2 separate regions of the Homo sapiens genome follow, and region 2 is linked to region 1. A link is a contact called in ENCODE Hi-C or POLR2A ChIA-PET data. All regions are on one chromosome and are shown on one strand. Each heading gives the region's core, a stretch centred on a gene start or an enhancer-like site at or near the end of the contact. The rest is flanking DNA. Distances are from core to core; before and after follow the strand shown.

The links. A loop is a pair of places that touch in the nucleus more often than their neighbours do. ChIA-PET counts read pairs that join two places held with the same protein, here RNA polymerase II (POLR2A). Pooled maps may share reads with other maps.
Region 2: a map of prostate gland shows a loop between it and region 1 (3-fold over the local background). The contact joins the promoter of CTBP2 here to the enhancer-like site in region 1. A Hi-C loop is called at or near these places in 26 of 168 maps with a recorded cell type or tissue (aorta, ascending aorta, cardiac septum and 14 more), 2 of 37 single-sample maps with no recorded cell type and 28 of 50 pooled maps. POLR2A ChIA-PET finds 5 or more read pairs at or near these places in 4 of 52 experiments (BJ, Caco-2, MCF 10A and 1 more).

What each region holds. Positions count from the first base shown.
Region 1 is chr10:124,910,477-124,913,346 of GRCh38, forward strand. No RefSeq gene overlaps it. Among named protein-coding and RNA genes, the nearest start is that of ZRANB1, 30 kb to the right of the region's middle. Within about 2 kb of position 1,441, at least 4 of the 41 ENCODE cell types and tissues checked have a DNase peak (open chromatin) inside an H3K27ac peak, as active enhancers do; they include gastrocnemius medialis and prostate gland, where a contact is called at or near this core.
Region 2 is chr10:125,159,148-125,162,017 of GRCh38, forward strand. CTBP2 (C-terminal binding protein 2) reads right to left here and starts at 1,416. Exons shown (of 11, transcript NM_001329.4): 1 at 1,172-1,416. RefSeq lists an enhancer at 2,187-2,796.

The sequences.
Region 1 (2,870 bases), core at 191-2,690:
GTCAAACAAGCTGTATTTTCTCTGATGCTTCACAAGCATATCTGGTCCTCTCAGGAGAGATTTTTTTTTTCAGGCAGATTTGTGGTGGACATAGAGGAAGGTCACAGGATGGTACTATGTTCCACAAAACTGTGTCCTGTACTGCATGCATACAGATTAGGCAACATTATTAAATACGTTTATTTCCTTTCTTTCCTTCCTTCCTTCCTCCCTCCCTCCCTCCCTTTCTTTCTTCCTTTTTTTTTTTTTTTGAGACAGAGTCTTGCTCTGTCGCCCAGGCTGGAGTGCAATGGCGTGATCTTGGCTCACTGCAACGTCTGCCTCCCGGGTTCAAGCAATTCTCTTGCCTCGGTCACCCGAGTAGCTGGGATTACAGGCACCCACCACCACGACTGGCTAATTTTTTGTATTTTTAGTAGACATGGGGTTTTGCCATGTAGACCAGGCTGGTCTCGAACTCCTAACCTCAGGTGATCCACCTACCCGGGCCTCCCAAAATGCTGGGATTACAGGAGTGAGCCACCGCACCTAGCCTGTTACATTGCATTTTCTACTGTTAAGATGTTTTTTCCACTTGGGAATCATGTTGATCATACACAGAGAATGGAAGATACGTTGCAGTTTATACAAATGACATTTTCTGCAACGCGTCTGAGAACATGTTCTTGTAACAACTGAACATTTCTAACATTTCTTTTGAGGGGAACACCCATTTTATAACACTTTCTACTTAAAAGCACAGATCCCTCAAAGACCCTGAGTAAGCTGGATCCGTTACCATTTCCTTTAGCAGAGCGCCTTCGATTTCCCTTAGCTGCATATGTCCACCTCTGCGGGGGGCTCCACAGCCTCAGCCTGATCTTTCCGTCCTAGGCCTGATTATGGACTGCCAAGACTTTTTGGAGAAAGCAGTTTCTTGTCGCTCTTCTTTTTTCATTCTTCTTGATTTGCTTCCCTCTAACTATTGTCCCGAATCTCCTCCAGTTTCCAGAGCAACCCTCAGCAGGAGACTCTGTGCTTGATTCACCAAGGAGGAGAAAGGGTTTGAACTCCACTCCATCACCTCTGTCTCACCCACCAAAACCTCCCTAGAGCTGTTTTTCACAGCTTCCTCTCCTCGTTTCTGAGGAAGATAGGGCTTTCTTGCTTGCCAACACAAATCACTGTGCTCTGAATTTTACCTCCCTTCTGGATTTCAGTCCTTTTACCCCCTCTACATCTCTCCTCCATTTATAAAAGTGCTCAGAGATGCCCATTCTTTAAAATAAATACCTAAAAGAAAACAAAACCTTTCCCTTATTTTTGTTACTGCCCTAATCTAGTCTTATATCTCCTGCTTTCCTTTCACTGCCAGACGTCTTGGACTTGTGGTTTATAATCACATGGCTTCAGCTTTTGAAACTTGGCTTCTCTCCCTACCATCCTACTGAGAACTGTTCTCTAGAAGGTCACTGAGTCTCTTGTTTGTCAGATCCAGTGGCCTTTCCTCCGTTCTAATGCTCGAAATCTGTAGCATCTGACAATTTTTATTACCATGTGCTTCAGGCTCACTGTACCCTCGGCTTCCAGAACACCGTACTACCAGCTTCATCTCCTACCTTTCTGACCACTCCTCTTTTTTTTTCCTTCGGTAGTTCTTTCTTCCCCACTCCTGTGGCTTCCATACTAAATTCTACATAGAGAGCTCCCTGATGTTGATCTCCAGGATTGCCCTACACATTTCAGACCAGCATTTCCCCCACCAGCCATTCCCTTCCTCCTGAGTCCAGGATCTCCTGATTCAAGGGTCCACATCTCCTCTGACCCAGTTCCTCTCTTGCGTGTCCCACTGTTGCACATACTGCCGTCACTCAGAGTTCACGGACTTTTTTTTTTTTTTTTTTTTTGGTGACAGGATCTTGCTCTCTTGCCCAAGCTGGAGTGCAGTGGCATGATTATAGCTCACTGCAGCCTTGAACTCCTGGGCTCAAGCAATTCTCCCTCCTCAGTCTCCTGAGTAGCCAGGACAACAGGTGTGAGCCACTGAGCCTGGCAGGTTAAAAATTATTTTTTGTAGCAATGGGGTCTCATTATGTTGCCCAGTTTGGTCTTGAATTCCTGGCCTCAAGCGATCTTCCACCTTGGCCTTCCCAAGTGCTAGAATTACAGGCATGAGCCACTGCTCCTGGCCCACTCTCTGACTTTTGATTCTTTCTTCTGCCTCAGAGTTAGTCACTGGCAAATTCTGAACATTGCACTGTCTCCCATTTCACTCTTGGCCCTCCTTTCCATTCCCACAGCTACTTTGGTTTTAGGTCCTTGTCTCTTCTCTGCCCCTGTTTCTACTTCTGCCCTCATTTGTCTCACAGACATTCCAGGTAAAGGTGGGCAGCTCCAATACTGGCACCTTCCTGCTCAAAACCTCTTTATGGCTTTCTACTGTTAATGGAACTACAGATCCACAATTTTGCATGCAAAACTTTCACAAAAATGCAATATGGATTTATGAACTCTACAGTTAGTTTGGGAAAAACTGAAATGAAAGCCAGAACAAACTATCAACAAAACTATACTGTCTCTACCCTTTACTACAAAGGTTTTTTTTTTTTTTGAGATAGGGTCCTGCTCTGTTGTCCAGGGTGTAGTGCAGTAGTGCCATCATGGCTCACTGCAGCCTGGACCTCGCAGGCTCAAGCAATTCTCCTGCCTTGGCCTCCCAAAGTACTAGGATTAGAGGCATGAGCCACTGCACCCAGCCTAATATAAGGTTTCTAAGAAAAGGAAATTAAAAACCCCAAAAAGACAGTGGATACTTTTTCCAAATGAAATATTTCTCAGAGTCCAGATAAACATAAGTAGAATGTCAATTCGGTAGGTGTGCCAAACAGCCA
Region 2 (2,870 bases), core at 166-2,665, 250 kb after region 1:
CGTCCGGCGCCGCGGAGGGCTGGGAGGAGGAGGAACCGCGGCGGCCCGGCTGTCCCTGCGCCGCACCGGGTCCCTGCCGCCCGGGGCGCGCCCTAGCCAGCCCCTCCTGCTAAACTTTTTCTTTTTGATTCGCCCCACCCGAAAAGTGCGGCCCGGGCGGGGAAGGTGGGGGAGGCGGGCGGGCCGGGCTCCCGGCGGCGGCGGGCGAGGAGGAAGTGGTGCCCGCGGGAGCGCGGCCGGGCAGAGGAAATGCCCGGCCCGCCCGGCCCCCGCCCGCGCCCGCCGCCCGGCCCGCCCAGGCCCCCCGCCCCGCCGCGACTTTGGCGGGCCGAGCCCCGCGCGGCAGTGGCGGCGGCGGCAGCGGCAGCAGATGTGGCCCGGCTGCCCGGAGGAGCCAACAATGCGGGGCCGGCAAAACAAAAGGGTTCCACTTCGCCTCCTTTCCCGTCTTTCACTTGCGCTCCCGGGGAGCCGCGCGGGATCCCCCGCCGGCAGGGGCAGCGCCCCTGGGGACCGAGAGCCGCTCACGCCCCGACTTCCCCACGGAACCCCTCTTCTCCGCGCCCCCCCCACCCTCGCCTCGTAGGCGCAAGGCCCGCCGCACCCCGGCGCGCTCGGACTCCTGTTCCCCGGAGATCCGGCCGTATTGTCCCCGCGGCGCGTCGCGCGCTCGGCCTGGGTCGCCGGCGGCCCCCGGGCGCGCACCCACCGGGCTCAGGGAGCAGGAGCCGGGGGCGCCCAGGGAACCGTCGCCGAGACGCCGCCGCCGCCGCCGCCGCTGCCCTCCGGACGCCGCCGCGCTCGGGGTTTCTTTTTTTTTTTTTTTCAACCCTGATGGGAAGGAAGGTGACCGCCTACTTCGCATTCATCAACTCTCATCACAACAACAAAAATCCTGGCGCAAACGGCGGCCAGCGGGCGCAATCGGTGGCGGGGGCGGGCGGGGACCCCCGAGCCAGCGTCCACCCCCGGGCGCCGAGGGGGGACACGAGGCCGGGGGCACGGACCAAAGATGTCCTCGGATGCCGGCTCCGCGTCCTTCGCCCTCTTCCTCCTCCTCCTCCTCCTCCCTGAGTGGCGCAGTGAGGCGCGGGCGCGGCGCCCCCAGCCCGCGGCCGCAGGTGAGGCGGGGGCGGCGGCGGCCCCAGCCCTCCCCCGGGGCCCCCCTTACCTCGTCCCGGACGGTCGGCGTCCACGGCGAAAGGCGCCCACCCTGGAGGCGGCGGCGGCGGCGTCTCCCGCCCCTCCCACCCCACCCGGCGGCGGTGGCGGTGGCGGCGGCTGTGCGGCCCCCCCTCAGCGCGGCATGGCTCCCGGTTCGGTCCCTCGCTCCTCGGGCCGCCGCCGGCTCCTCCGGGCCGCTCCCGAGCCACCTTAAAATGACACACGCACACAGGGACACACACACAAAAACTTAATCTCTCCAGCTCCCCGCCCCTCCCCCTCCCGCCCTCCCCACCCTCCCTCCGCTCCCCTCCCCTCCCCACCCTACCCCTCCCTTCCCTTCCACCTCCTCCCCTCGCCGCCGAGCCTCTTCCTACTTCCCCACCCACCCCACCCCCTTCCTCCGCCCACCCGGTTCCCAATTCCCCCCGCGTCCCGGCCCCGCGCCCTCCCGCCCGCCGAGAGGGGGCTGCGCTGGGGGTCCCCGGCCCGGGCCCGCCCCGCGCCGCGCTCACCCCCGAGAGGATGCTAATTCCAACTTGGATCGGGGGAGGGAACGTCCTGGATGCCGAGCGCCTCCCGGCTATTTGCTCTTCTTTATTTGTTTTCTCCTCCGGGGAAGGAGAAGGAAAACGGAGAGAAAAGGAAAGGAAAGAAGCGGCGCTGGCCGCAGCTCCCGGTACCCGCTGGCTGCGCAGGAGCTAGGCGGGAGGCGAGGTGAGGGTCGCCGCTCGCTCACTCCTCGCTCCTGTTTTTGGGGGGGGGGGGCAAAGGCGGGGTCTCTTTTTGCAAACCAATGACACAACCCCACATGGGCCGGCCTCGCCCCCTTCAGATACTCCTCACTACAAATCGGCTCTCTCGGGGGATTAGTGGCTCCGCGAAAGTGCACACAAGCGCGGCGGGCGGGAGGGCCAGGGGCCGGGCGCGGCGGGCACTCCCTAGCCCGGCCCCGCCCGGGAGGCCCTCGGGAGGCGCGGGGGCCTCGGTGGCAGGGGCCGAGGTCCTGTCGCGGTGGCTCGGGGTCCGCTGCTCCCCTGGCCCTTCATCCTCCTCCGCCCCTTCCACGTGGGGTACCGGGCAGCCGGCCACGTGGGGGAACGCGAGCCCCGGGTGGCCCCGGTCCCATGGGGCCCCGCCCAGCCAGCGGCGCCAACCAGCCCCCTTCCCGGCCCCCGGGCTCCAACTTCCTCCTGGTGCCCCGCACCGGCCGCTTCTGCCTTCTCAGGCCCGCGGGGTCAGGCGCGGGCCGGCCACAGGGGGCACTTGCGCTCCCCAAATCCAGATCCGGGAGACCGTGCCGGAGAGGCGGCGACCGCTGTGGGTGCGCAGGGAAGGGCCCTCTGTGCTGCAAGTTGCAGCAGTGCTGTGCCCTAAAAGAAGCAAAACATTCTTACACATTGAAAAAAAAAAAAAAGGTTCCCTCTTGCTGCCTGGATCTCGCCGGGGCATTTGAGAAGCCCTGTGTTGGGTCGGAGCCCCGGGTCTCGAGGAGGGAGGCGCGCTGCGGCGTGGGGGCCCGCGACTCGGGGTCCTGGGCTTGCGCGGCGGCCCGGAGCCCACGCCGTCCTGACGTCTCAAGGTTGGAGTCTGCACAGCGAGCCTGGGAATCCAGGCCCAGCGGCCGCTCGCGGCCCAACGAGCACCTGGGCTAAATTCCCCGCCCGTGACCCGCGACGTCCGAGCGCCGTCTCCGGAAGGGAGCT